2 separate regions of the Mus musculus genome follow, and region 1 is linked to region 2. A link is a loop called in an ENCODE intact Hi-C map of the cell type or tissue named here. Cell type or tissue: left cerebral cortex. All regions are shown on one strand. Links, peaks and the distances in the headings refer to the core of each region. The heading gives the core; the rest is flanking DNA. Region 1 has its middle 160 kb from the start of Gm33791. Region 2 has its middle 250 kb from the start of Gm51890.

What was found. A loop is a pair of places that touch in the nucleus more often than their neighbours do. Peaks named below come from ENCODE experiments on the same cell type or tissue, not always from the same donor. Only the 100,000 strongest peaks of a DNase experiment are listed, where the experiment ranks them.
Region 1: it touches region 2 in a loop (2.7-fold over the local background); 3 of 42 quality-filtered maps call a loop at or near these places.

Annotation. Positions count from the first base shown.
Region 1 is chr11:37,428,785-37,444,454 of GRCm38, forward strand. No RefSeq gene overlaps it. Among named protein-coding and RNA genes, the nearest start is that of Gm33791, 160 kb to the right of the region's middle. In left cerebral cortex, for the core only: no CTCF peak of the experiment used is centred there; DNase peaks (open chromatin) are centred at 5,996 and 6,541.
Region 2 is chr11:37,227,374-37,243,043 of GRCm38, forward strand. It overlaps a transcript of Tenm2 not described here. Among named protein-coding and RNA genes, the nearest start is that of Gm51890, 250 kb to the left of the region's middle. In left cerebral cortex, for the core only: no CTCF peak of the experiment used is centred there; DNase peaks (open chromatin) are centred at 6,421, 7,150, 7,679, 7,884 and 1 more place; H3K4me3 peaks cover 2,500 bases; H3K27ac peaks cover 1,592 bases.

The DNA.
Region 1 (15,670 bases), core at 4,573-7,072, 200 kb after region 2:
CCACCAGACCTCCCCCATGCCTGGGTCCCTGGGGCCTCAAGTCTCTCAAGGATTTGGTGCATCTTTTCCCAGTGAGGCCAGACTAGGCAATCCTCTGCTATATATGGAGGTTTGGGGGAAGCTAGGACCAGCTGCTGTATGCTGCCTGGTTGGTGGCTCAGAGTCTGGGAGCTCCCAAGGGTCCTGGTTAGTTAAGACTACGGGTCTTCCTATGGGGCTGCCCTGCTCTTCTACTTCTTCCATCCTTCTCCTAATTCAACCATAAGCATCCCAGACTTCAGTCTAATTGTTGGGTATATGTGTCTACATCTTTCTCAGTCAGTTGCTGTTTGGGCCTATCAGAGGACAGCCATGTTAGGCACCTGTCTGTAAGCATTAGCCTTGGTGTCTCCCCATGAAGTGGATAGCTAGTTGGGCTAATTCTTGCTTTTCAGCCCTCCCTGGCTATATCCTCTGAAACCAGTGACTAGTTCTTCTCTCCATCATGTGTCTATCTTTAGCAGTGTCAATTATTATTCATCACATTCTGGAAATTATAATATTTACACTGGAGAGACTCTTAGGTATTTGGGACATCTGAAAAACCTGTCCTCCTAGGTGCTCTGCATCCCTAATGTCATGGGACAAAGAGCTTGTTAGGTTTCTCTGCCACAGAACAGTCTTTTTTTTTTTTCTGCTGATACACGAGGAAAAGCTGTAAAAGAAATTTACAATGGGACTTACTTACCAAGTTTATCAATAAGACCTTCGATATTTGTATCCATTTTGTTTCTCTGAGGGCTATTACTAGAAAACATACTTCGCGAATGTCTTTCTACCAATGTGCTTGTTGGGAGCCAGTTGTGTTTTTCTGCATGTTCATACCACGTTTTGCTTGAGGCTTCCATTTCCAAGGATACCTACATAGACACAACCTCAGCAGGCAGAGGTCTTGCCTCCCTCTCAAATGGCAAGCAGATCTGTTTCCTCACCAGGATGATGAACATATTATCTCTCTTCAGACAAAGGTTGGGAAGGGTCAACTCTTTGTAAAGTCAGGAGTTCTCTAAGCTTCTGACTCTCCCACTGTGAGGTGACCCATGCTACATGGCACATTCACCTGGTCCACCCCAGCTCACCCCTATGAGACTCTGAGAGAAGTAAATGGGATTGGGAATGTATGCATCCTGCTGAGCTATGGGTCGTGATGAGTCCTAAGTCAGGGCCTACGAGATAGTGTCAAGCTAACCTGTTCACATTAAAGGACAACTTTTACAGTTCATGAAAGTGTTCACTGAGATTCTGGCTTCTGTACATACCATGTCATCAAGTCTTAGTTCTGCCACATACAGGTTATATAGGTTTGATCTCACCAAACACTAGCTTGGTCCTTGCTAAGAATAGGACTTACTGATTATTCTACTCACTTGCCATGGGAAGTTGTCAGTAACACTAGTAATTTAAACAATAGCAATGGGACTGGTATATACAATTGTATCAGTAACACTAACAGCTAATCATAATTTATTGCTTGATAGATGCCATATGTAGTACATACCTTATTTATTCTTTTCTCCACACTTGCAAGTAAAATAAGATTATCAGTTCGTATTAGAATTTTACCTTTAACTACTGTTTAGGAAATCCAAATAAAATCATGGGTAGTAAAACATACAGAGATCTGTAAACAGAATTGCAAAAGGAAGTCTGCTTTTATTTATTTGCCTGGCTTTCATACAATGTCCTCATGAATCTTCCTCCTTGCTGATGTAGTACTGTTTGTCTAGAATTCTTTTCCTCACTTCTGCAGATACCTCTTTGTCCTTCATGATTCAGCTCTAAGTTGTTTTAGGGAAAAAACCATTTCCCTTCTTGAACTAAAATATGGTTTTCTTTTGTTTCACTAGTAGGGAAATGAGAGATCACTCTATTGTTCATTTCTTCTTAATTTCAGTACTGGTGTTTTAACCTTGAACATGCTAGATAATTGGTCTACCACTGGACTTTATCCTTATCCCAATCTTATGTTTTTTCTTTTGAGACAAGGTAACCAAGTTGTTCAAGCTGGTCTTGAACTTTTCTGTGGTACACACAGGCCTTGAAATTGGGATCCTCTTGCTACAGCCTCTTCAGTAGCTGGAATTTTCAGTGAATACCCACAGACTGAATGATTTACCCATTTTAAGCCCTGTTTCTTATGAATGTTGGGGGAGGGGTCAGTGTCCTAACTCCTATGTTAGGAGGAAGAGTGCTATTATTCAGTTCTCTCTTGCCTGAATATTTCTGTAATACTAACAACCTTGAGCCCCACATTTATGGAACTTCTCTGAGCCTTTGAAATGAGTTCAAACTCAGAGGGAAGGAGGCAGTAGTTTGGATCCTCTAACACAAATAGGGTAAGTTCTTCCTTTTTTGTTTTTTGGTTTTTTGTTTTGTTGTTGTTGTTGGTGGTGGTGGTTTTGTTTTGTTTTGTTTTGTTTTGTTTTGTTTTGTTTTGTTTTGTTTTGGTTTGGTTTGGTTTGGTTTGGTTTGGTTTTCAAGACAGGGTTTCTCTGTGTAGTCCTGGCTGTCCTGGAACTCACTCTGTAGACCAGGCTGGCCTCAAACTCAGAAATCTGCCTGCCTATGCCTCCCAACTGATGGGGTTAAAGGCATGTGCCACCACCGTCCAGTGGGTAAGTACTTCCTTTATCTGAAAAGACTGGTGAGAATGACAAGTCCAGATGTAGAGAAAACCACAGCATCCCTCCCCAGCTCCATTTTCCTATTCACGGTGTCAGTCTCGCCATCACTTTTTCTACAAAGCTTTAGAAGCCAAGTGGTGATGAATGAATAACTGTAGAGAAACTCTCTTTTGTCTGTCTGTATGTGGCACCTACCAATAATAAATTTGAAAGCCTATGGCTTAGGCAGGAAATAGGAGGTGGAACTTTCAGGAGGCAGAAAGGATCCTGGGATAATGCCAAGTAGGAGATTCACCAGCTAAGATAGGACAAGACTGATTCAGGACAACTGAGCACAGGTAATCATGGAAGAAAGAAGATTAGAATAAGTGGATTTTTAAATTATGATCTAGTCAGAGAGAGAGCTTTGCTATATGACCAAGATATTTGTAAACATATTTTGTGTCTGAGTCTTATTTTTGGGAACATGGGGCTAGGGACCAGGCCTAAATTAAAAAAAATAACCATGTCTTGAAAACGTACCTCATGTCCCCCTACCTCCCTCAGCTATCCTCTTAGCAATATCAGAGCAAACTCATTTTTCTGGTTTCCTATATATTTTCTCACACACCTGAGCCAGGGTATAGTAGTAGGTGTAGCATCCTTACTTACTATATAGTGCAGTAGTAGTATATCATATATCCGGAATATCAAATGTTTACATTGTGATTCATACCAGCAGTAAAATTTCAGTTAAGTAATTTTCTGGTTGGGAGTCACTACATTATGAGGAATGTACTAAAGGGTCACAGCACTAGGAAGTTGAGAACCACTGATCTAGTGTTTTATGGTACACAGTACACAGTACATAGTACACAGTATATAGTGCATAGTATTAAGAATGTGGTAGATTCTGGGACAATGATACATGAACACAAATAACTTATAGGATTGTCTTTGCCAGTTTTGTCAGCTCAGCAATGATATTATAATGCTCAGACTATTATAGGTTCTGCTACTTGATGGGTCAGCGCCAAACCCAGTGCATGGTGCATCAACACTTGTTTTCTCATGCTCCTCTGGAACAAATGGTAAATGATCAATATTAGATTAATGAATGTCCATATCAGGCATCCAAGTAGGCCTGATATCTGAGAAAGGAAAAACCAATATCTCACCAATGATTTTTCACTTTATGATACCAAAGGATCCATCCCCCAGCCATAAAATATCCCAAAAGGCAAAGTGGGAACAATGATGACCTCCGTTGTTACCTATGATCTGTAGGCAAACATTACATCTTTCTCACATTTTTGTCTTGATCAATGTTCTGCTTTTCTGGTTTCTTCTTTCTAAGATGGGTGCTCTGCTCTTACACATGCAACTGAAAATATGCACAAGTGCTGTGGTGCATGTGCAATAACGCTCAGACGTTGCAGCTAAGCAGTGGGCCCTGAACCTCGATGAGTCAGATTGAACCCTTTGGTCCAAAGATGCTCTGCACTGCACTCTGATAATGAAAACCTGAACTTTTAGTTGAGTGTTGTATAGATAGCAGTTCATTTGCTCTTCACAACAACCGGGTGAGATGGGTACATCAAGTTTTTGTACCCTACCTAAGTGAAGGTGGTCAGTAGAAAGTCCAGGGTTAGTATTACTCTTTTGGATCAAGGTGGCAGAACGTTTAAGAGGTAATTTTCATCACAGTTTGGGAAGTGTATTTTGACTCATGGTTTCAGGATGTCTCCATCCCTCATATTTGGGAAAGAGGACTCATGGCTCCAGGGACTGTGGTAAAACTGATTTACATGATATAAGATAGAAAGAAGAGGGAAAATAGAGATTCAAGGGCAAGATCAAAGCATCACAGACTTCCTGTTTATGATCTATTCCCAGCAATGACATGACCTTTCACAATTTCTTTATGAGCTGGGTGCTACTTGTTCAGAACATGAACCTGTGAGGCACATTTCAAACTCAAACCACAGCCTGAGGAGCAATGGGAGGTCTCAGGGCACTGGAAGTATGCTTTCTACAGGGATTATTGGAAACAGGTTTCTCCTCTCCTCATGAAGTCACTGTACCCATTTTCCTTACCATCATGCACTGCCTTCCCATAGTCCCAAAGGCAATAGGAACAACGGACCATAGATTGAAATCTCTGAAACCAAAATAAATCTTTCTTTCTTATAAACTGATTACCCTCAGACATTTTTTTTTTTTTTTGGAATGTTAGGAAGCTAAATAACGAAGAGAAATGACATAAAGCAGCATTTGGGTGCCCAGGTTCTGTGATTCAGTGCTTCTTAGACTGCTTAAAACAAGTAACCTCAGGTTCCTGAAATTTTTTCATCTATTAAGCTAGTAATATTAATAGTAATAATACTTCTTATATACCATTTCTCTGAATACTAATAAAAAAAGAATGTGGATAAAAATTTGTCCTTATCATATTAGCAACATGAAATTAAACTGGGTTCTAATGAACAACTAATTTATAATTCTAGCAGGCGTCATACACACTTTTCTATGAATGTTTGTATTTTCACACTAACTTTTCACTCTGGAAAAATGAAGTCAGTGAAAGTGGTAAAAGGAAGCCCACGCCTGCATGGAAATTTGTCAATTCGTGATCCCCTCAAAACATGAGCATTTTGGAACTAGAAAGATGATTTAATCTTAGAGTGTTAAAGGGGACCCTGGTTCAGTTTTCAGACCCACATAGAGTGGTTCATAACTACCTGTGACTTCAGTTTCAGGCATTCTATTGCCCTCTAATGGCCCCACTGCATACTTACATATAGGTGGTGCACATACACACACCCAAGCTCCTCCAAGCATACATAGAATAAAAAGTTATGAACAAATCTCCTAAAAATAAAATTTCATTTTTCAAAACACTCCATGGATGTCTAGATGAACTGCAGCAAACATAGCAACTCATGACCTCCCAAATATGAATGCTAAATTATTAGTCTGGATTCTAGAAACTATAACAATCCTAACATCTAGATTCAGATAGCAGCCAGCTGCTGATCTTGTTATAAATTGATGTTGGTCGGTGGAAGAGGTCTGCAGAGGAACGAAAAAAAAAAAAACTTTCTGCTTTTATAATCTTTGGAGAGGAAAAAAAACAACATGACACATGAAGACTTGTACACTTGTGATTCCACCAGATTTCTTCACACCTGCATGCATATAACACATCATTTTAAAAATTCACTCACAACATTTGAAATTGAATTCATTTTAACTTGGGGAAAAAAAATACCAAGAAAACTGCTAGCTACCAGTGGCCAAGGAGGAAGGCTCTTCCATACAAGGAACAATTTCTGGAGTTCTGTGGAAAGCTAATTTTGCTCTTCTTTTATTTATATTGCATATATTTCACAAGTTCCGTAAGCCTCCATCCCACACAAGACAGGGAATCTAAGTCTCGAGAAGTCTGAGTTTCCCCAGCATTTCACAGTTACCAGGAACACCTGTGCTAAATAGTTTTCTGTGTATCAGCTGTGAAAACTCACACTGTTCAATAGCCCTCCAAATTTCCCATTTAGTCCCCATGTTAGAAAGTTCCAGGGGTCTTACAATGGGTTATTGTTAAATGCCTGGAAGATAATGGTTCAAGAACGTCATAATGGATTTTGTTTTTTAAACGTACCAGAAAATTTCACCTACATTGCTTATAGACACTGGCTTTCACCTCTACGGAGACCTGCCTTATTTGGAAATTAATTAAGCAGAAACTAGACGGGCACAAATACCATAACAGTCTGAAGCTTAATTAGCAAATGCTTTTTAACTTCACAACAGATCTTAGCCTTGTTGGTTACTTTGTCTCTGAAAGGAGGAGAAAGCCAAGCGGTTTTCATTCTTTGCTTCTTTTCAGAAAGGAAACAAGCGTGGAAATTTAAAAATAGATCAAGGGATGCTCACAGGGCAGCTTCCTAGCAACCTGGCTGCTTTGCTAGTACAGGAACAAGAGTGGCCTGCAGTCTACCAGGTGTGTCTGTAAGCCACACCCACGCAGAGGAGACGTGGATTGGGGTGGGCAGGGGTGGCGTGGGGGGAGCAGCACACAGGTCCCAGGGCCACAGAGGCTTCCCACGTCCTTCACTGTGATCATCTAGAGGCCAATGACTGTTCTTAACAGGTTTCTTCATGACAATCCCTACTGAGCTGTCAGCTCACCCACCAACAGAGCAGAGGGGCAGGGGTGGGAAGGGCTCTTTGGTCATCAGAGAAAGGCAAGGAGAGAAATTACTTCCGAAACGCTTGCTGTCTAATAGTCAAAACTCATGGCCCTGTCTTTTCTTTATTAAATCACAAAGGAGAAAATGAAAAGATGGAATGTTTATTGGTAGTCTTTGTGCCTGGAGCCGTGGAGCTTGTTTTTTGAGGCTCTGATGTGCAGAAGAAAAAAAAAATCCCCTGCATGTCATATAGCTGCAGAGTACAGACACCCTGGTGCGCACTGTGAAAATATCATAGAAAATATGACATCAAATTGTCTGCCTACAATGATACCATTTCTTATTAAAATAAAAAGAAGAAAGGTATAGAGACTAACAATGTGTTTCCTTTCTCACTCAGTCTTCAAACACGAGCAGCTACCTGAATGTTCAAGATGATAATGCGTGGCCTTGTGTCAAAGTGAATAATTAAGAATTAGATGCCAGCACAAACATATTCTTGACTCTTTGCTACTTTTTCTCATTGTGGGGGGATAACATTCCCAAAATGCCCCTTGACAGAAGCTGCCAAGAACATTAATTCTACTGAATAGTTTCTCTTTCCTGTTTTTGTAGTCCTCCCTCCTCCCTCCTTTCCTGCCTCCTCCCTCCTTGCCTGCCTCCCCTTTTCCTCCCTCCTTCCCTCCCTCCCTTCCTCATCCCTCCCTCTCTCCTTCAAATAGCCAGTTGTTCACTAATTCTTATAGGGCATCATTCTGTTTTTGTTTTGTTTTTTTTAACTTGTGAAGAAAGCAGTAATAGAAACGTAAACGAAGGCATCCAGTGAATGTTTACTTTATTGTTATAAGGTTTTAATGAAAAATCATTAGTAGTCTTGTTGAAACATGTGTGTGTGCCCATGACATCATTCTTTATGCCCTTAGAGGTAACCAGTACCCCAAGTTACCTATCTATAATTTCCAAAGCTCTCATTATATCTTCCTTGCATATACACACATATATACACAACACACACACACACACACACACACACACAATTTCTTAGCTTCTAGGAAAGTGCTATACCATTGAGCTACAACATCTCTCACACCTCATAAAGATTTTTCTAAAGTAAAAACAGAAAGTTTAAAGGAAGAGATAAAGATGAAATACTATTGTTTGAATATATCTCATTAGTAGTTTAAGACTTTTTCTTCCCCTAAAACATGTTTTGCAAAAGGGATCTAATGTGGCAAAGAGCCATGTTTTTTGCTTTGCATGTTGAGTAGACTCTGAAATGGAGCCCAGACTGATAGCAATGGCTTCTTAAACAGTCACAGTTTCTTGGTGGTCTAAGGTAGGATGATTCAAGTTTAAAGCCCACAGGAAGTACACACTGAGTTCCAAGCTGTCCTGAGAAATTGAATGAGACCCAGTCTCAAAAATAAAACAGAAAGAAAGGAGGGAGGGTGCGGTATAGCTCAGAGGCTTAAGTACTTTCTTGACTTGCCCTAGGCCCCGAGAGTAATACATAATTAATTGACTCCAAATAAACAAATAAGGTTAGGAAAAAAGAGATAGTTATGATTGCATGTGTGCCAAACAAAGGCACACACCTCTTCCATTCTTCTAGATGTTATTTGCTTCCACGTCTCTGACTAAGAAGGCATGGGATTGTCATCATGTTTATCATCAGCTCTGGTGTATTTTTAGAGAAGGCAACAGAGCTGGATGTTTACCTGGTGCTACAGTGATTCACAGTCTGTTTCCATGATTAATTTTATAATTTTTTCCCCTCAAACAGGTGTTCTTAATCATTGTCATTGATAAAAAAGGAAACCTCACAAATCATTGGCTGTGCATACTAAATCACGGGATGTATGCTTCTGTCTCGTCCACTAATTACACAGAGATACTTTCTGCTTAGGTGCAGCTCATAAATTCCTGTCTTCTTTAATGTCATTCAGCTATTCTTGTAAACTATTCATAAAGGGTCACAGTGATTATGATTGTAAAAGGTTAATTCAAAGTCTAGCTTAAAACAATTATTAAGACAACTTTAAAAATGGGTTGGAGCAAACCATTTCGGAACTTTCAAGTACTTAGACTCAACTCCTTTCCCTTTCCCACCTGACACACACAGTATTTTCAGCCACAACAATCCTACATCAACAAAAAACTTTTCCATGAATCTTATTTCAAAGGAAGTTCCCAGTTTTTAAAAAATATGAACTTCTTTCATGCTTAGTGTGAAAATATCACCTTTACTTCACAGAGACTTTTTAAGTATACCTTTAAAAAAACATGTACCTTAAAAATAACCTACTCAAACATGTCTTGGAATAGAAGAACTATTTGAAATTTTCTGCCAGTAAGAAAATGTGATAATCTGTATGGGGACAAAAAAGTCTTACAATCTGTCTTCATTTTGTTATACCGAGTACAGTGGTCCCTTTTGTTTGTTTGTTTTGAGACTTTGTGTGTGTGTGTGTGTGTGTGTGTGTGTGTGTGTGTGTAGTCCTGGCTATCTTGAAAATTGCTGTTTACACCAAGCACGCTTCAAACACAAAGATTCATCTCTCTCTGTCTCCTGAGTACTGGGATTAAAGGGGACTACCCTATATTTTCATAGTCTTACTTTCTTCAACTCACTCCTGTTAAAATGTGTAATATGTGGTTTTCTAACTTGACTGAAATTTTACATGCACTGTTCATCTGGTACCGTATCCATGCCACAACAATAATCTTAGCTGGGCATCTTTTCTTATATTCTATTAACAAAGTTGTATCATCACTAATTCTACTGGTTGACGGAATTATTCGTATTTCCTTAAAACATGATTTAGATTAAAGAAACTGTACAATTATTGAAAAGATATTCTCTTGGGAATATCTTCCTTTTACTTGCTAAAAGTAAAACAAATAAGGAAGACCACAAAGCAAAGCAAAACAAAACAAAATTAACCAAATAATTAAAACTCCTGTCTAAATGTTATGGAACAAAATTCTCTCTAACATTCTAAGACTGGAACAGTTATGATACCTGTAAATTTCTCAAAGTATCTATGTAAGTTCGATACGTAATAATTTATTGTAGCATTTTTGTCAGTATTCTCAAGGTGCATTGAAGTATATATTGATGAATGCAAGTTTTTTTTTGTTTTTGTTTTTGTTTTTGTTTTGGTTTGGTTTGATTTGGTTTCTGTGTGTGTGTGTGTGTGTGTGTGTGTGTGTGTATGTGTGTGTGTGTTTAAACCTTGTTGTCCAGTAGCCGGCAAAACAAATATGTGGCTTCTTATTTCTTGCTCATAATAAAAACCACAAAATAGCCTTCTAAAATTTAATCATTAAGTGTAATAAAATTTTGTAGCACACTGAAATGAACACTAACATATTTTATTTTATCCCAGAAATCACTACAGAGGTTTGCCTTCAGGTTCCAAGAGGTGAGATTTTAAATGTCTCACTATTTGTCAAGGCTTTCATTCTAGAATTAGCTAATCGTAAGACATAGCAGACACGTGGGGCAAAGATGATCCTCAATAATAGTCAATATATATTCTGACATAAAGTGCTCTTTGAATTAGCCTTGTGGCATTAGCTTTTCAATGAGCAAATCTGATTAGATAGTATTAGTTTCATACCTGGTCTTTGGAGAGGCCCAACAAGAAGCTGACTGAGGCAGATGCAGATGCTTACACCCAAACAATGGACTGATATTGGGGACCCCTGTGGTTGAATTAGGAAAAGTCTTGAAGAAGCTGAGGAGGAGGGTAACCCCACAGGAAGTCCAGCAGTCTCACCTAATCCAGATCCCTGAGATCTCTCAGACACTGAGCCACAACCAGGCGACATGCACAAGCTGCTCGGAGCCTCCCTGCCCCAACAGACATATGGCTAGCAGAGGACTGCCTGGTTTGACCTCAGTGGGTGAAGATGCCTTTAACCTTTGAGAGGCCCCAGGGAGTGGTGAGGCCTGCAGGGGGTGGGGTGGGGACATCTTCTTGGATACCAGCGAGTAGGAATGGGATGAAGAACTGTGGGAGGTAAGACCCAGAGGAGGATAACAACTGGACAAAAAAAAAAGAAAGAAAGAAAGAAAGAAAGAAAGAAAGAAAGAAAGAAAGAAAGAAAGAAAGAAAGGAAAAGAAAGAAAAAGAAGAAAAAGAAAAAACAAAGATTTTCAGTGGAAAAAAAAGCTTTCTCTAGAAATGTTAGAAATGTTAGTTCAATTCTCAATTGTTCTTGGTACTTCTTTCACTTATGAGTATGGCCAATCTAAAATTTTATACAGGAGTCTATACTTATTGCTTTATTTTTGATTTGGTTTTGCTATATACTTGTCTAATTCATTGAATAGACACAAGTTACAATGTATTGCGATGTATTTATAGCAGATATGAGAGTACCGGACCTCAGTTGTCATGCCTTAAGTGGTTTTCCCATTCTTTCCTATGGATGATTTAGGATGATTAAAATATAAAATATTATGAGAATAAATTCTATCCTCTCTGCTCATACATATAGTAAGCGTACGTGTAACTTTCTATTTCTATCTCCTATTTGTTGGGTGTATTGAAGGTGTATTTGTATTTTGATTTTATTGATCTTGGTAATCAGTTTAAATCATTCTAACTCAGGTTTACATATCCATCAAAGAGCTTAATCAATGTTTCACTCCTCCCAGTCAGAACGATTCTCTAGGACAATTAAGACCAAAATTAACACCAAATAGAAGATGATCCATTTTTATTGAATTCACTGTTTATTGCATGAAAAGCAAATTAAGTTAAGCATTCAACACACATATATTTCCTGCCTTGCAGGATTTCTCCTGATTTTGTCAAGTATTTTCTTAGTTTTACACTTACTGTGAAATAACTGTGTGGGTGAATGTATATGTTATGTGTACCCGGAAATATAAGTGACAGTACCAAGAAGTGACAAATCTCAAAGCTTCTGTACCACGAGTGAAAGAAACACTGAGTAAAACTAAGAGACAGCCCAAAGAGATGAATATTTTCAGGCCATAAATTCAATAAGGGTTTAATAACTAGAATTTAAATATTTTAGCAGTAAAACCTCATACACAATCCAATATAAATTATGGGCTGATAAATGTTTAGTCTTTTCTCTAAATAAGACAAAAGGGCACAAAATATGTATGAAAACAATGCTCAAATTTTGCTAACAATCAAGGTAAACACAAATAAAACCATAATGAGACAACATATTTCAATTTAAATAATTATTATCAAACAACAACAGGAAAGCAAGTTATCAAGGGCACAGAGGACAGAGGGCTCCTGTATTTTCTGTTGGGGATGCATTTATGAGAAACAGTATAGGCAGGTACTCCTCAGTAGACTGAGCATAGAAATCCCGTAGAACTAATGATTCTATTATCTGTATGTTCCCAACGAAATCATCAAAGCAAAGTTTTACATGCATTTAAGGTGTTTAATGAAGCACAAGTCAGAAAGTCAGACACTGGTACACAATCAAATCAAATGTCTGCCAAATGATGAAGGTACAGAAGAAGGGTTGTGCGTGTAAAACCCAAAGACTTTGCAACCCTAAGACAATGAACTCTTTTCACTCCTCAAAAAGCAGAGGATCATGACACTACACAAGGAAGGCAAAAGAAGAAAAGCATTGTACCATCCCCATTCACATGTAGACTCCTCAAATGTTAGTTGTTGAGTATAGATTACCAGCTACCAGACACAAGCTCTTGGTGTGTATTCAGTCACTGAGTGAAATATTTTAAGTAGATACAAAAATAACTTTTTGCGTTCTGTGCAAGAGTTCACTGACTATGGCTAACAATAATCATTGTATAGCTCAGAACAGCTACAATGGAAGATTTGACAGGACTTATAATGAGATAATGAAAACTCAAAGTGCTAGCTAGCTCAGCCTGTTACTTAGTGTACATTTGAATCACCCTATCACATCTTACCTCTTAATTATGTATGTACATTTATATCTTAATGCCTCCCAAATTAACACACACATATTTACAAACTGTGGTTTGTATTTTTGTACTTATTTAATGAGTCCCAAAACTTATGGGTTGAAACTTGCTGGCTAATGTTCTCTATAGGTAGTTATTAGACCATAACTTTCCTTCCTTGAGAATGAAATGGCATGGCCTTTTAGAAGGGCTTGAGAAAGAGGATCCTGTCTTTGGTTGGTCATCTGGTTTCTGTCAGGAAAGAATCTAGTATTCTCTTCTTCAGAGAATATCCTTCAGGGACCATCTTGGAAGGGAAGAATCACTCTTACCAGGTGCTGGTGACTTACTATAAAACTGTGTCAATTTAAATACCTTCTGTTCTGTCAGCTATCCAGCTCATGGGATTTTGTTATAGCAGCATGAAGTAAACAGAAACAAGCAGACCTGATGGAAAATGAAGTCAGGTAGGAGAGAATATATAATTTAGGTGGAGTGATCAAAGAAGGCTTATTACAAGAATCTTACATGAAAGGATGGCATTTGAAAATGAAGAAACACTTGAGTCTGGTAATGAACAAATAGAGCTAGATCATCCTGCGTGAGTCCACAGCATTCTTTAATAGGTTACCATCTTAGACAAGCTTACTCATTAGCAAAATTAGCAGTTTGGAGGGGATGTAGGGTACAATGATGCAGTGGGAGATGCCATAGCAAAGACAGCAGCAGACACTCTCCAGTAGCTCCATGGAGGACAGAAAGAAAATAAGACCTCCATGACATGCAATTGCTGTCAATATTATTTTTAAGAGCCTTGGAAGCCATGATTTAGAGATTCTACGGTGTTTTAGTAGCTATGGTGCAGGCTAAGAGGAATCTAATAGATTTCAAAAGTTGGCAGAAATGAAAGTAAAACATAAAATAAGAGATAAAGAGCCATAATTCTTTCCTATATGTTTATAGCATACTAACCATGATGTTAAACCTATCTGGATTTAAAACTCAACTCAGATATTCACTACCTGAACCGTTCTGAGAAACACACTTCACCTTTCCAACTGGGAGTTTTTACATTTATAAAATATAAATATGAACAGATGTTTGGTGGCAAATGTGTGATTAACACGACGCTTGGTGCATTGAAAGACTTGATCAGTTTCAGCTCAGTATTATTACTTCATTGGTACAGCAAGACTTTTTTTTTGTTTGTTTGTTTCATGGAAACCTGGGTGATTGCAAACTTCTAAATGAAGGATCCTTTCTCTCAACATTTGCAATCCGATTTTACAGTAAGATAGTATTTAATCCTGAGTCATCTTCTTTAGAAGTAGAGTATTTTTATCTCAGAACAAAGAGGACTAAAGCAACGACACCCACAGTTACCAATTACTGTTTGTTAGAGGAATTGTTCTCACCTAGTAATGCATTAATAAGCAGTTAACTGAATTACTCTTTCATGAGTGATGCAGGCATTATTGACCTCTTCTTCTGCTATGAATGATGGTGCTTTAAAGACAATACATTGGCATAGGATACACACCACAGAATTAGAACATTTACCCATATTGTTGAGTCATTGAAGATTAAGATAACCCCTGACCCACAAGTTCTGTTTCTTCTTAGCCACCCAGCCTGGAATTCCTCACTTTGCGTCCTATTACAGTAGATGTTATTTTCGAGATTAGTTTAGGAGTATCATTTTTTTATGTCATTAAAATGAAAGAAAAGACAAGTCTATATTATACTATGGTTTTTCTGCTACAGTATTTACTAAATCAACTAAGAAGATTCCTCAAAAAGATTTGGGGCTTAAAGAAATGACAAACTGATGAGAGTCGACTTTATATAACCAACAGACAATACCCAGACCACTGAAATTCACTAAAAAAATAACTGTAGTATTTTATATCTATGAAAAAGTAAATGAATAGCATAGCAGCAACATTCTTATTTTGAGAAATATGCTAAACATTTTAACAGCTCTGTATGAGGGTAGCTCTTTAATAACTAAGACTTATATGCAAATTGACTCCATTCCTAGATAGATTTTATTGCCTGTTGCATCCTACTTGTAACATTGAACAAATTCTAAAGCCCAGGATCAAGTGCATTGGGCGACTCTTAAGAACTCTGAACAATTAATAATAACCAGCAGTTTGGGAAATGAGAAGAAAATTGATGTACTAAAGAATAAAAAAATGAGGAGACAAATTATTTTCCTCCAATTTGATTTGAACATAATATAAAGTGTAAAGATAGATATTTAGGTACATAGCCACTGGATGTTGTCACTTTCCTTCAGAGGATTGTCCTACCTCTTAAAGTTAATGTTTCCATGATAATTAGAAGCAGCAGGAGAGATCCAGAAGACAAGGGTGTGGCTACGTCTCAGAGAAATGGTAATCACTGGGACTTTTAGGGCAGCCCTTAAAGCTATGGGAATGAGCTCTAAATACAAGAGCTCAAAAGTATATTTCTCAACTATGCAAAAAGTAAGGATGAAATGTGATTTTTATGAGGTGCATCAGGAATCTAAAAGAACAAAACAGCCAAGCAGCAAGCCAACTTGTTAGAAAATTACTAAGGAAGAAGAAAAGCGATTTAGGGAGTGGTGATTGAAGTCATCCAACCTAGCTAAGTTTTTTGTTTATGTTTACAAAGGCATAGATTCGTGAGTTCAGGATCAGCCTAGAACAGAGAAAGGTTAGGCTCAGGCTTGGTGAAAAATGGTAATTTTAGGGCTGGGTCCCACCCAAGTAGTTTAGTGTCTGTGCTTAACAAAGGCAGACAGATATCTAAATCCTTTTGCTGTGTTAAGAAAAAAAAAATGTATGAATTCAGTCTCCTAAGAATCAAAGAGCTGGGGTTAAGGGATGTGAATTCCTAAGATAATCCAAAGG
Region 2 (15,670 bases), core at 6,034-8,533:
CTTTCCAGTTCCTGGAATTATCAAAAATTATCTTCTTTCTCTCCCTTTTAATTTTTTAGGGGAAATAGCAAGTATATGTATCACTTATGAGCAATGTAAATGGGTAGCTTGGGGTAGGAAGTGATTTAGCCACTCACTCAATCATTCAAGTCACCCAGGCAACAGGCATGCATCCTGCAAAGCTTCAGCTCTGGGATATCTTCTTATTCTGAAACCTCGAAGTTGAGAACAACCTAACCTGTGCAGCCAGAGACACAGTCTAATACTCACCTTCCAGCCTCACCCTTTAGGTAAACATGCCTGTTATTAGTTATCTGAATTTTTTTTAAATAGAAATAAAGAAGAAAGAAAGCTGACACATTAGATTCCTGACCTCACCTAAAGCCATGCTTTTCACAGAATGAATACATTTGAAGTTGCAAGGAAATGCTGCAAAATGTGCACTGTAAACATGTGCCAAGATGAATAGGTAAATAAATAAATCAGAAAAGGGTAGCAACATGGTGACAAACTTTTCTGAACGTCTTAGGTTAAAAACCTTATTTTAAAAATATAGACATGCATCTACGTAATATTCTTTTACCTAAGCTTCTAGACCACAGGGCCATAATCCTCACACACACATACGCTAAACTGTGTGTGATTCTGTGTGTACCCCATGGGGGCTTAATAACACTTATGAATTGACTGACAAGAGAAAAACCAAGAAATGACAACCTTCCGGGTAGCCGTAACACAATTTTAACTTGAAAATTGCCCAGAAATAGACTTCACAATCTATGGGAACATACACAAATCATATAAAAAGAAGCAGTGCCCCTCATATACCTAGACTGGCCTTAGGGAATAGCTTAGTGAAAAATTGTTGCTGTGGGAACGAGAGTTCAGCCTCTATCTCTATTCACTATTTGGCTTCTGCAGTGAATCCAGCTACAAGCAACGTTTATTCTGCAAGAAAAGGTACTATAAGATAATGTTTAACGTTAAGATTAGAAGAACTATAGAGTTATGCTTAATCTTTAACATGTTTCTCACCGAGTCTACAAGGATCACACACCCTTCCTTTCAATACTCAAGAATCGTGTTGGCATTTTAATTTCTCTGCAGACAAAATGTAGAGGGGGAAAAAAAGAGAGAGAAAGAAATCCTAATCTCCAATGCTGGGATAGCCTCTTTGATAGAAGCTTCCCCAAACCAATGGAAATTAGCAACAAATGACAATTTAGCTAGCACTTTCTCCAAATGACATCCACAGTGTACCTCTGACACCAAATCTTGTTCAGTGAGACCTAGAAGAAAGCTTTCAAGTGTCTTTAAGTTCCAAAGGGGTGTTTTCTTCCCTGAAGTTTCTACCTTGGAAGGTCAGAATGGGCCAGACATAACAATGTACCTGTCCTTTCAGGGGAAGAGGGATATAAATATTTCTCTTATCAATTTGGCTTTGTCAAATCTCCATGAAAGAGTGACCAGTTCAGCCTCCGCCCACGTTGAAAAGAAATGTCCACCTTAGTAAGTTTGCAAAACTATGATGACATGTGGCTAGAAAGTGAAGGGAGAAATGACACTCAGGATTCATTCTGTTAGAGTAACAGGGTAAAAGATGAGATAACCAGGATTGGTTGCAGAAAGAATTTTAAGTGAAAACACAGAAGAGAAATAAGAACCTGCCGGCCTGCCTGCATCTTTCCATACCACCAAACGCCAACTACAGCAACCTCTTTTAAGTGTAGCAATGCTGTCTTACACACACCATCTTATTTTCCATTGTCTAGTATTCCCCTTATTCTCTCTGCCTCTCCCATCCCAGAACTGGGACTGAAGAACAAATGCAGAGCCTTGCCCCTGCTAGGAAAGTGTCCACCACTTAGCTTGCCTTCACTCTTATTAGTCAGCCTCACATTTTACCTCTCTATCCTTTCATTTTGACCCCCAACTTATAATCCTTCCCCTAGATGGACTCCATCATCTACTTGGCTAGAAAATTGATCCTGATTTCCAATCTCCACTTTAAACATCCAAACTACCATGTGTTTCCAAAAAGCTAATGCATTTTAGACTTCATAAGGCTGTGGATTGCATAGAAAAGTCCTATCTTCCAGTTTTTCTGTATTTTCCTATGTCAACACAGATGCACCTTTATTTTCAAATGATATCTTTCTGTCAGGTTTTAGATTCTCACCCTAAGAACAAGGGGAGAGGACAAGTTGATTCTGCCCTCTTTATTTTCATGGCTACCTTATGGAGTTGAGAGATTGATGATTGATCTTTCTTCCACACTCATCCACTGCCTTCTCTGTAGCCACATGCAAATTTGCCAATGGATAATTAAGCAACAGACACATCCAATAAATATAATAAATAAATTTGATTTTTTTTCCTCTTAGTAATTGGTTTCATCTGACTGGCTCTGATGGTGTGTAGGGATATATAAACAGGATTAGAAAATAGAAAAATTAGATGCTGGGTCCTACAAATTGTACCCCCCCCCCAAGCACTGTGAAATGTCTCTGCAATAACTATGTTATTTGTAGGGTTAAAATGGAGAGAAGCAGTTTGTGCTTTCTCAAGATGTTTCAGTCAAAAAATATAAATAAAACTGCAGGAATGACTAATAAAAAAAGTGTAACCAATCATAGAACACATTTTTTTTTAACTTATAGACCCTCTACCCCCCCCACCCCAGCTCACACTGTCTTTCTCTCGAACTTCTACTTAGCTAGTGCTGACAGTCCCAAGCCTTGCTTAAGGTCCCCAGTCCGAGGTATCACATGAGCCAAGGCTACATGAATAGAAACATCTTGAACATACTAGAAGACAGAGAATGCACAGATCTCTGTGTACAATTACTGCCTAAGCAAATACAAAAATGAAAGGAAATTAAATAACTCTTCCAATATACCCTACACAAAGAACACAGCATTATCTTGCTTTGTAAAGAAAGCACCTATTTCTCTTCCCATTTGAGTTCCTGTATATCCTTTTGACTTCAGGCTGCTTCTACCACCAGAGGCACAGGACCTGGCTTGTGTGTGGGAATCACAGTCCTGACCATGCAGGAATAAAGTAAGATAAAGACTAAAATGCACTGTAGTATAGTTATTGTTTTTCTGCATTTCTAAGTAATTTCTACTGAAATGTGTAGCGAATATTCAAATGCCCCGATATTTTGATATTTTCAAGGCTTTAAAAATGATCATGGTTAATAATTTAAAGCCAGTTGCAAAAAGTCTGTAGTAAAAAGTATGCTGTGGTGTTCCTGATACCCAGATTTCTATAGGCACAGGTAAGGAGAGCTTCTGTGGTGTGTTTCCTTCTTGGAAACCATTTAAAAACCATACTTAAGTTGTTTTCAATACTGAAATTTTGATGTAGCTTGAAGAAACGATCCAAATACAATCAGAAGTACTTAACATCTATGTTTTTGAAATGATTATTTTATAGTATAGGATGTTCTTAATCTCTGCCAAAATGATGTTCCTTTCCCTGTATACGTCTTCTACATGGACTCTATGCCTCTCCTTGAGGCAGGAGAGATCAAAACATTAGGTACCAACTAAACTGGAAGCAACAATAAAAAAACAGCATTTCAATATAAGCATCTACCAAATGAATCCTGCCTCTGTCATGATTTACAATCAATATACCACTCTGAGTTTCGACTTTACCGCTTTCATATGACTAATACTCTGGCTTTAACTTTTACTTTCTAATAAGTAAAGACTGAGGAACCTAAATAAATAAATTAATTTATGACTTATTCTTTTGAGCCACATTCCTAAATTCATTATTACTTGTTAGGGTACAAATTTCTCTTTTCTATAAATACAAAGGTCATACTAACTGAGATGTATACCGCAAAATGTCTAGTGTGATTTATAAAACAAGCCTAATCTTATAGAGCACTAAAAGGAAAATACTCATGGAATAACATATACTTTCTGAAAGCTGAGTTATAAACTTTTGCAAATCTACATTGAGTTCTCCTGAAATGATAAGAACAAGCAAGCAGAAAAACTTCCCAAAATATCTATGTCCCAAAATATGTGGCAGAGCCACTTCCGAGAAGACAGAGTAGCAGGGGGCACAGCCCACAAGTCAGTAGAACTGCAGATTCAAGCCTCTTCCAGACTGCAGGCCAGTCCTGGGACCTGAGCACCTCAGAGGAACCAGCTCTCTTCCCAAACACACAGCACTGTAGTTTCCAACACAGACTTGGCTGTTCAGCACTTATCATGCATGTATATCCTAGCACGGGCTACACGCTGTTAGTAATATGAAGGACGTAGTCGACTGGTCCATCCTGGTCACATTGGTCAGAGTGGTAGGGGGCAGAAATCTTTACCAGGAGAAATAGACTTGACTTTAACATATCACATGCATTGTTTTGTTTGGGATTCTCTTTATTATACTTACAGAGTTAAAACACCTGCTCTCTTTTCACTCACAGGCCAACACAGTACATAAATACTATGCATACCCCATCAATTCATTTTTGCCTATAAGGATTGTCATTCTATGCTGAGGGCAGAGGGCAGATGGACCAATGGAAGACTTTCAGGAAAAACAAGACAAAACAAAACCAGAACAAACAAGAAATCAAAAGGAACTTCATTTTGGGGACAATTTCTTAGAGTTCTTCATGGTTTGCTATGGAGGAACTGATTTTTGAAAGCTGTACTACTTCAAGTTCAGAATCACACTGGGGGTATATATTGAATGGATTCTGCAGAGACAGACGGATTTTAGTGAACGAGTTATTTGCTTCTTTAGCTTATGAAGCCTTTGGAAATATCAGCAAGACAACTCTCAGTGTATCTAAAATAATTAAATTAGCAAGTGCTTTGTCTTTCTTAGCACGGAAAAGAGAACAAGAAAGTAAAAACAACTACATGTTGCTGATAGCACACATTCTTAAACAATGGAACCATTTCTTTTCTAAATCAAACTAAACGCCAGAAAAACAAAGGCTACTTTGGCAAAGCTGCTACACAAAGAGCAGATACTTCTGTTCTCAGCAGAAGAAATTCTTTAAAATGACTGGTAGGGTAAATACACATTACTTGCAGTATTCCCTGATTGCAAAATTTATCTCATTTCATCAAATATTGTTACCTATCTTTTCACTGAAAATACCTTTTTAAAAATGCAAGTATCCAGGTTCTATCTTTTGGCTGAAAGTCTCTTTCACTTCTTCTGGGTGTAGAATGGAGAGTGTGAAGAACACATTGAGGTTAGCAAGAGTCAGTATCAGATCAAAGACTAGAACTGTTACTCCATGTCAAGTAATGAGGAAAAAAAAAATGCTTTGTCCATAGCCATGTGTGAGATAAGGAGTTTGACAGTAAGTCCTACCTCTCCAAATCTTACTAGCAGTTTAACTTTTAGCCCTCAGATGGGGAGGGATATATTTTTTAAGCCCTTGGAAATGACCTTGATTTTATTTCAGCAGAAATCACCTCTCCAAATCAGTCAGGTCAAACGGAAAAATCTAGGAATGGGCAGGGCAATGCAGGTCCTCCTTTAAAGCACACAGGTACATTGAGGATCCTTTCACTCATACAACGAAAAAGAATGGCAATCAATGTTAAGAAACAGTCTGTAGGTCTAGCAGAATCAACACTTTGGACATGCAGAGAAATCTCCATTCTTATAAAGATGGGAACAGGAACTCTAACAATAGAGTCAGACAGAACTGTCAAAGTCTGTGAACCCACAGCCTCAGACACCTGTCTTTCTACACAGCCCTCTTTAAAAAAAAATGTTACCTTCTCTAGGAAGTGCAAGGCTTTTTGCACATACTGACATGTCACTAGCAGACCAATTGAGAATGAACTCCCTAATTTACCATCAAGATGATGATACTATTTTGATACCTTAACCTGAAATCAACATCAGGCGCAGAAGTTAAAGGGTCTTAGTGAAGATTTAAGGACAAGCTTAATGATAAAAAACAACAACCACAAAAAACCCCAAAACAAAACAAAACCAAACGTCAGTGATGCCAACAAGCCACAGAAATGCTATCATAGAGAACCATGTTATAGTAATGCAAATCCGGTTAGTGGAATAGTAGCATAGCTTGTCATTGAGTCAAAAGCATAGATGTGTTTAATAGTTTAACAGAAAAATATCCGAGCCTTCTAGAAGTTGCCAGGAAACTAGAAGTGCACAGAGGGTTGGGGTGGAGAAACAAGCCAAAATAAGATAAAACAAAAAACAACTCTGCAGGAAAGAAACGTGTTCCCTAAATAAACATACTCCTGGGCTTCAGAGGTTGTGAGGCTGCTGAAATGGAAGCTAATTGTGATGTGTGTATTTAAAGGTGTGCATATTTTGCCCTATGGACCCATCAAAAGAAGACTTGAGCTTGCTCAGTTATCTCTTAGTGACCATGCCTGGAAGTGTTGTGGACTACTACTGAAGCTGCTCTGCGTGGGGTACGCTGTCCTGGAAATGGTCACAGGAGGAGGAGAGTAAGTTGCTTTAGAAACCTTATGGTCAGAGGACTAGGATTCACTATGTGCATGCAGTTTTGTTTCTTTATGACTCCTACAAGCAAACACTCCAGTCAAAAACTGTCCTAAATGAATGGAAGAGGAGTGTTTTTCTCCTCCAATTTAATCAAAATGGTAAACTTAAGGGCCCATGAAAATATTCTAAAATGGCAATATTGCTACCTCAAGAGAGTCCTGAGTAAGAAGTACTCTCTTTACAAATAAGATGCCTCTTTTTTATTAGAAGCATACACGGGCAGAAATAAGGCTCTGATCTCAGGAATTTTGAGAATGGCTTTTGTCAACCCTAGGGGAAACAGCACAGGTGAATCAGTGTCATGGTTTAAGGTAGCTTTTCTCTTATGTAAAACAGAACCTGAAGAGTTGACTTAATTTACAAATGGTTTCTTTTTTTCTTTTCTCTTCTTTTCTTTTCTTTTTTTACTCCTGAATATACTACCTGCCTTCTGCAGTTCTCACAAAGCCAGTTAAGTTTGCATCAAAGCAAAGTTTAACAGTATGACTGCAAACCAAGCTTCCCATACCATGGCAGCCTGCTGCTCTGGAGGTGACTACCATACAGTAGAGGCAGTCTTCGTGACAGAATAATATTCTCCCTGGGCAAAGCCCATGGGCCTCGGAGCATCCCTAACCTGAGTCTCCCACCCGCGCTTAGATCCTGAGCATCTGAGGGTGAGAATGCACGAGCACCACCCCCCTTCCTGCCATACACTTTCCATGATCCATTTCATGTCTCCATGGCTGAGCAGAAATTCTAAACTCCGGCCCTTCTAAATGACTGATTTACCTTCACTTATTGACCCTTCAATTTTTCTACTGAACAGGAACTGAAAACTTAAGGGGAAGAACAAGGAAGACAAATGAAATATCGTAACTACTCAAAACCCTCTAAAGGACTCAAATTATTTGACTGCATCAAAGAACTATTAAATGTGATATTAAAAATAATGTTGAACATGGATCCTGGCAGCAAGGGTGGCAGAGTGAATTCTGGTGTTTTAAAGAAAAGAGTAAGGGTCCAATTTGCATGCATTATGCTGGCTATTTTAAATAATTTCATTCCATGTGTACAGCAGAAACTATTCTCTCTCTCCCCATTTGACAAGATGCCACTTCAAGTAAGAGCTGAGAAAGGGCTGGTCTGAGGTTAGCAAGCTCTGTATGCCTCACAGTTTTGAATAAAACAATACCAGCATCCTTCCTGCTTCTTCAAAGCCCTAAATTTATTATTAAGTAAATTTAGCCATAGCTCAGTCAGTAGAGTAGAAGATGCACCGAGCCACTTATCTGTTTATTATCTTTGCAAGCCACATGAAAAGCCGTGTCTACTATTGCTTCCTGCAAATCTACAGCAATGTAATGCAAAAACAGCATTTTAAAGAAATTCTCTTTCGGAATGCCAAGGATTCTTCCTGCAATTTTGAATATTTTAGGCAGCGTGTACCGTACAGTAGGTCTGGAATCACTGACATTGGTCACGCTGTTAAAACTGAGTCAAACCGCCTTGTAATCCTGGAGAGCCGATAACCTTAAACATCAATGCAATGTTAAAATGAATCCTAAAAGAATCCCTATAATTGCGATGAACATTAGAAAGAAAAGCGTCAAGTCCTTCTGCAGGGAAATAACAGCCGACTCTACCAGTCTTCCCCTCCCCGCCCCCAAACTCATGCAACTAATGATGACCTCCCGAAGTGCCGAATTTAAATGTTCCAGCATTCATCTGAGGATGAAGGGAGAAAAAAAAAAATACACAGAAAACCATGAAACAAGTTGCAAACTGCACAAACGCAAGGCAAGGGAGAGAGAACTGCAGCGATTCAGGAGCGATTGCAGAATGAAGAGCAACAGAAAGGAAACGGGGAAGAAAGAAAGAAAGGAAAAAAAAAAAGAAACAAGGGGGAAAAAAGCCTTAAGCATTAAAGAGTAAGAAGTGAAAAACATTTACCAGCAGCTCGGTCAGTAGCTTCGCTCCCTGACACCATCTACATAGAGAGAGAACTTAGCCTAGAGTCTTCGGTCCCAGCTCGCTTTGGAGCAAAATTCCTTCACTTCGAGGGGACAACACACACCCTCCAGAAAGAGAGAGAGGGAAAGAAGGGGAAAAAAAATAATCCCAAAGATCTAGCCAGGCTTTCTCCCTCCTCCCTCTTACCCGCCCCCCGACTCCCCAAACGGTGCTCGCTGCTTCTGCACAGTTCAGGCTTTGCTGCGGAGGCGCCGCTGCCGCTGCTGCCGCGGCTGCCGCTGCTTGCGGCTGCCGCTGCTGCTGCTGGAACTGCTACTTCAGAAACGATTAGGAGGAGGACGCCCAAGCACGACCTGAGCCTGCGAGCCACCCAGGACCAATGTGCAACCTGCTCTGGAATCAAACCCATAACACACGCAACGCACACCCAGTGGCTCCTGCACGCGCACACACGCGCCCGCCCGCGCGCCGCACAGACACACACGCGCGCACACACATATAAACTCGCGCGCGCGCGCGCGCACACACACACATACACACACACGCAAACACACACATGCAAACACTCGCGCACACTCGCGCACACAGAGGCGCAGAGCTCCGCTCTACGGCCGCCCGCCCTCCCGCGCTGTCCCTCCGTGGGAAGTGAGAGCCAATCCCCTGCCCCTAGAGCGCGCACAGGCCCGGGCTGGGTTGGTGCCTTTAGATCTAAGGGGTAGCGAGCCCCGGAAAGGGTTCTTGGCTGGTAAAGAGGGGCGCTAGGGGAACGTGTACCCCTTTGTCTGCAGAGATATCCCGCCCCCCCCCGCCCCCCTCTTCCAGCCGGGCGTTTCCAAGAGCAGAAACTGAGCGCGCCAAGCCCGGGCCTCATAGAGTTCAGTTCGGTTCTGGGCTTGTCCCGGGCAGACCGGGTTCCCTAGCTGCACGCACCGAGGACTCTGCTCTGCTAAACCCGATGCACCACGGCTGCAACCGGGGTTCTGCGAACTAGGGAGCATCGCCAGCCTACGCATCCTGCGGACTCCCGGAGCCTGCCCCGGCTCGCGAGCATGCCCAGTGCTCGGCTGGACCCAGACCGTTCCTTCCAGGGTTAGGAATGCAGAGCGAAGCAGAGGAGAGGGCAAAGCCCAGGGAAGACCGGGTTTCCTGGAGCCTTCTCAGCTGCAGCCTTGCCTCCTCTGGATTGCCAGGTGGTGGCCCTAAACCTGCCCCTGGGGGCGCGGAAATAGGGAAGCGAGGCTTCCAAGCCTCAGAAAACAGTTTCTTTTTTTGTTTGTTTGTCAGAGAATTCCAAAAGAAACGGCTGATTCAGTTTTGGAATAATTGGGGGGGAAATGCAGCAGGGCCTGGCAGTTATACTAGTAACAACAGCTAAACGTGTACTGCCTGGTTGCCATGTGCAGACTCATGCTTGCGCTGCCCATGAATTATTTGATTTTATTCTGTCCAGAGACTGCATGGTTAACCCAAATGCAAATGGGGCCCCAGTATACTATTCCAAATGCCAGTCAATTATAACTGGATGCCTCCCTAAATCTAAACTCCCGGATCTGACTCTAAGCCACTGGAGAGAGAATGCAGCATAGTTACGAGCCCTGGGCATTTCCACTAAGGGGAAGACCTGGTGGACGGCTGGTGATAGCATTCTCTGGCCCCTAGCTGCACCTGGCTGGACTCCAGCAACATGCAGACCTTGAAAAACTACATGCCTGATTTTTGCCAATGTTTTCATAGAAATGACATTAATGCTGCTTATGGCTTGGCTGAGTAGTGGAAGTCCTTTTCCTACGCTATACACAAGAGACCAAGAGCCAGATAGGATGTAACCTTCTTTCCACAACAGGAACAAGGATATGGTTTACCACAACCCAAGGACCATGCTATTTTGGCTGAAATATGTTTCATTCTTAATTGCATCCCGGATAAAGCCGTGATACACAGACATAGTATTTTAATTTCATTCAGCAAACACGGCGATTACCTACTAGCACTTGTTCCCTTCAAGGCTCTGTCTTCGAGGTGACAGAAGATGACAGACACCCTGCCTGTATTCTTTGAGTTCACATTCTAGCAAGAAGGTGATCATATGCTTGTGATGCTAATGAGGAACATATGCAGAGAGCTTGTTAGGAGTTTCTTCCCCTCCCTGCCTTCATCCTGAAAACTCGTATTTATCCTTCGTGCTCAGGAGAGACCTGTGATCTCTCTTGCTAGGGCAAATTTCCCTTATTATAAGTTTTCATGACATGTTTGTTTTCTTTTAAAAAATATTTTGTAGGTGCAATTTTCCCCTTGTGATATGATATACCTTTTAAGTCCTCTAACAAAGTCTCCAGACTGTAGGCTGCACGATTAGAGGAACGAACCAACTTTTATTCCCCAATTATGCCCCACAAGATGGCAGATGTCACCGCCCCCAACAAACCACATACTACTTAAGAAGAGGGATCATTCTTATGGTGTGAACACTTTTTTTTTTTTTTTTTTTTTTTGCCATCTAATAGATGAATAAGTCCAGAGAGGCTGGGCAGGATGTCTAACCCAGGGAAATGGCAGAGAAGGACCCTCACTCAGATCTGCCCGCTGTGAAAGTCCACATGGCTAAGGTCCAGGCCAAGCAAGCTGCTTCTCCCGCTACTACTCAGTAGCTAATGAGGGAAGTGAGGTAAATCCGGGATTGTGTTACAGAGAAATGCAGAGGCAAACAATTCAACATAGTCAACAGTAATAAGGCAAGCACTAAGATTATTGTAATTCTGCGCCTCCACCAAACACCAGGCCCTCCAATATTATCTTGTCAACAATTCTGTACAGGTTCTAATACTACAGTTTGAGAGATGAAAAGAACGAAGAGCCTTATGACTGGCAAAGGTACCAGATTGGAAACCCCAAAGGAGACAGGACACATCAATCTCACCCCATAGCATCACCAATGACCCTTTTCCATTTACCAATGGGAGAGCTGGAATTTGAACTGAGGTTTATCTAACCAAAACCTCAGAGCTGCCTGGTGATGCAGGTAGAGTTTGTGCAGTGTTTGCAGCTTAGCACTGCTGGTGCCTGGGTGCATTTGTAGGTTCACCAACAGAAAGATCTGATTCAGAGACTTAGAGCTGTCTCTCACAGCTCATGGCCAGAACGCCGAGTTAGATTTTGAATGTAGGCCTCTCTTCCTTTGTTTAGAGGAGTGGCTCCCATTTTCCTGAGTAGGAGAGGCAGTGCCCAATATGTTCAGAGGCTTTTGGCTGGGGAACAGAGGAGTTCTGGAGAAGAGGAAGCTCTGTGCACCACCCTTCCCAGCTCTACCAGCTAAGTTCCACCTTTACTGTGCCCTGTCCCTCTGCTTGTGCACGTAAGAAATTGAACACAAAAGCTCCCTGCTTTGCTGGTCACTTGCACTAACAGCAAGAGGCACAGGCCCCAGGAAAGAGAAAAGGTGCATTTTGTACAGCTTTGCTTGCAGCAGTGTTAAGCACACTTGTTGACAAAGGAAAGGTTTGATTCCAAATGGGAAGCTTTTGTTAAATACCTTTGCATTGGGATTGGTGCATGGGCCTCAGTGGGGGTTAATAACCTATGTTAGTCAATCTTAAGACGAAGATTCTTAGATCTTGAACAAAAATATTGCTGTCTATTATATTCTCTACCATATCTCTAGTGTCCATCTCCAGGTTTTTAACGTGTAGGTACCGGAGCCACACACCCACAAATTGTATCCACTTAATATACATACTTGACAGCTGTGGACGTATGCATCTGACTACATATGTATCAGTCCTTAACTGTGGATTTATTTCTGCAATTGTTTAGCTTCTACCTTGCCCTTCACTAAAGTTCTATGAATGAAGCAGGTTCAAAGAAAAAGAATAAACACAAGCTCCTCTTCCCTTCTTTCTCAGGAAGAAATATATTCACAACAGAATGCTTCAATGGATAGTAAGGTCCCTGGGATTTCTGATAAGACCTTCCTGTGTATATGTTAGGTTGATTTTTGTCATGGGGCAGCAGAAGGTTTATTCGTGCTGAGAATAATTCATTAAGAAAACCATGAAGGGCAGCCTGCAAGGAAACAGTCCTGAACACTTGAAGTGTTTCTTAGTTCTGTACTCTGGCAAAAAGATAGAGATTTCCAAGCCTTTTTGAAAGTCTTTTATATTGGTTAATATTGTCAAGTCGATAGCATATACAATCACCTAGAAGTATTTGAACAACCATGAGTGATTACCTAGACTGTACTATCCTCTGGCAATGTTAGGGAAGGCTTGATGAGGTTAATTGAAGTAGGAAGAGCCACTCTAAATGGGAGCCATGAGGTCATGGATTTAGCAGCAACAGCTCTCACTGGCTGCATCCTGACTGCTGAAGCAATGGGACTAAGCCTTTTCTCCAAGACCCTCTCCATGATCCCTACCATGATGAACTGTATCCTCAAACTGTGAGCCAACATTAACCCTCCCTCCCTCCCTCCCTCCCTCCCTCCCTCCCTCCCTCCCTTCCTCCCTCCCTCTTTCCTTCCTCCCTCCCTCCCTCCCTTCCTTCCTTCCTTCCTTCCTTCCTTCCTTCCTTCCTTCCTTCCTTCCTTCCTTCCTTCCTTCCTTCCCTAAGTTGCTTCGATCCTCTGTTCTGTTGAAGCCTGGAGGAAAATGACTAATACATAGTGTAAGACATTCTACAGCTCAGCCTGTTATCTCCTCCTGCTTTGATGAGGAATGAGGGGAAACTCTTGGGAATGTGGTTCCAAGCAGCCATATCAATTTCATGCTTCAGTCTTCACCCATGTGCTCCAGCATTTGAATTTTTGTACCTTGTAAAGAAAGAGATAGCTGATGGGTATTGGCCGTGAAACTGAAGGTAGAGCCTCTTTAATGATAATAATATATTTTTCAAGAAATCAGTTAGGTAAAGAAAAAAATGATGTCTAAGCTGATGATATAAACATAAAAATATCAGACTTTTAATTTTGGAAAAAAAATCCCACCTCCATACATTTATCCAGAACCTATTATTTTAATTTTATGCAGCATTCTAACAAGTTACAAGCCCATGGGGAATTGAAAGACAAATGGTAAACCCCTATTATTAGAAAATTAATAACAGAAAGAAACAGAGACTAAGAAGACTACATTTAAATATTCTAGAATGCATTTGAAAGTTTTAACTCATAAGCAGAAAACCTCCAACATACCACATTTCTACGGAGCTTCTGGTTAGCCAGGATTATAATAGCATAGGATATCACATAATATTAATGACGACGTTGACTTTAATACTGTGCTTCAATGCCTATGACTCGGGACAAAAATAAAGGCTGTATTCTTAGCCTGTCACTTCAGCTGTCTATGAGATGGCAAAAACTCACATATGTGTTTCCTCTCATAACAAGTACTTCCTGGTAGATCTCAGAAATGGTTTGGAGACAATTAGTAAGATGTTGGACATCATATTGACTAATGTGATTAATCAGTTATGGCAAATAATGGTATGAACAGGTATAATACTGCTAAACGGATACATTCCCAGAACATACAGCATAATTACATTCCCTAACTCATATCCTGTATCCATCTTCTTACGTCTAGACCCTAGCTGAAGTCTTTGACTCCAACCCAACTGCCCTTTCTTTGGTCTTCTTTCCCCATCTTATTTTGCCACCAACTAGTATTTCTCCTCCTCATTCCCACAGACCAATTTCTCCTTCAATATTCAGCTGATGATCCATTTACTCTAGGAAACCTCCCCCTAAAGCTCCACCCAGAAAGCCTTTTATAATGCTCCCTGAAGACCCTCTGTTCACCAGCCCTCCCTTCCATTAATATTACTTGTGTTCCAGCTGGACAAGAGACCCTTTGACTGAAATAACTCCATCTAGATCATCCTTGAATCCATCACTGTGATTCACAGAAAACCTTGCACTGAATAATGTGTGTGTTATAAGAATGTATAAATACATGAATGGTGGGTGGTCAATAGTTGCTGAATTAATGAACATAAGAGTATGGTCACTACTCCCCTGATGTGTCACACAAAGATTAAGTTATATTTTGTAGGTTAGAAAATAGGCCGAATATTTTGGAGGCTCTATAAGTAGCCAGACTTTTTAAGGATATGATATAAAACACCAGCATGAGTGACTCTCACAGAACAGTAGATGTGGGCAGCTCATGATGTTGACACTTGAACAGCAGGAAGGGGTTGTCATGAATTTGTTATGGGGTCAATAAACAAGCAGGTAAGGACAGTAGCTTCAAGAATCTTAGGTAACATTTGAATGTATTTACTCTCAATGGGCAAAATCTGAAAGGATTGTTTGTGCTTTTGTGTGTGTGTGTTGTGTGCTCACATCTATGCTTTGTGCTTGTGGGTGTGTGCTCACTTCTGTGCATGCTTGCTGGGTGCACAGAGTGTGTAGGGCCAGCAGAGTTTCTACAAGATCTGAAATGTCTCCAAAAAAAGAAACTGATTCCCTTCAGGGAAAAAGAACACATCACTGAATAAATAATACCTTTCAAGAGGCTTTAATACATTGTAAAGAGCATTTTTACTGATTGGTAGAAATTCTTTTTGATTAATTAATTAGTTAATGTTTTCAAAGCACTTTCAAGATGAAAAACATTTCACGAGAGCTCCGTAATTTTTTATTTTTCCCATGTACATCATTTTTCCACGTTACTGGGTTTGTTTTTCTCATGGATTGCTCACCAAACCACGTACCCTAACAGAGGCATGGTGTGGATGATGCTGAGGGAATAGAAATTGAGTTGGGTTGACAGTGAGCAGGGAATAAAAAAGAAAACAACAGCAACTACAACAAAACTCTTCCAATGTATTTAGAGTTATGTTTGAAGTACAATCGTCTAAGCAAATGACAGCACTGCCATGCTGTAATCTAGCCATATCATTTATTTACCAATCCAATTCTGTTTGCTCCCTAGCAAGCAATGTACACATTTATTTTTTACAAAGCCTGGATTGATAGCTGTATGTTTAAGAAATAGTGATAACCAACTTTTATTAATTGCTTAGTTCAGTCTAGGTCTTGTTCTATAACTCTGCATATAGTAATCAGTATGTTTTCTCTCCAACAACCATTTGAGATACTATTATGATAAGCATTTGCTGATGGAGACAATGAAGACTAGAGAAGAGAATTCACTTACAACAGCCATAGGTAGTTTTATGTGGCACA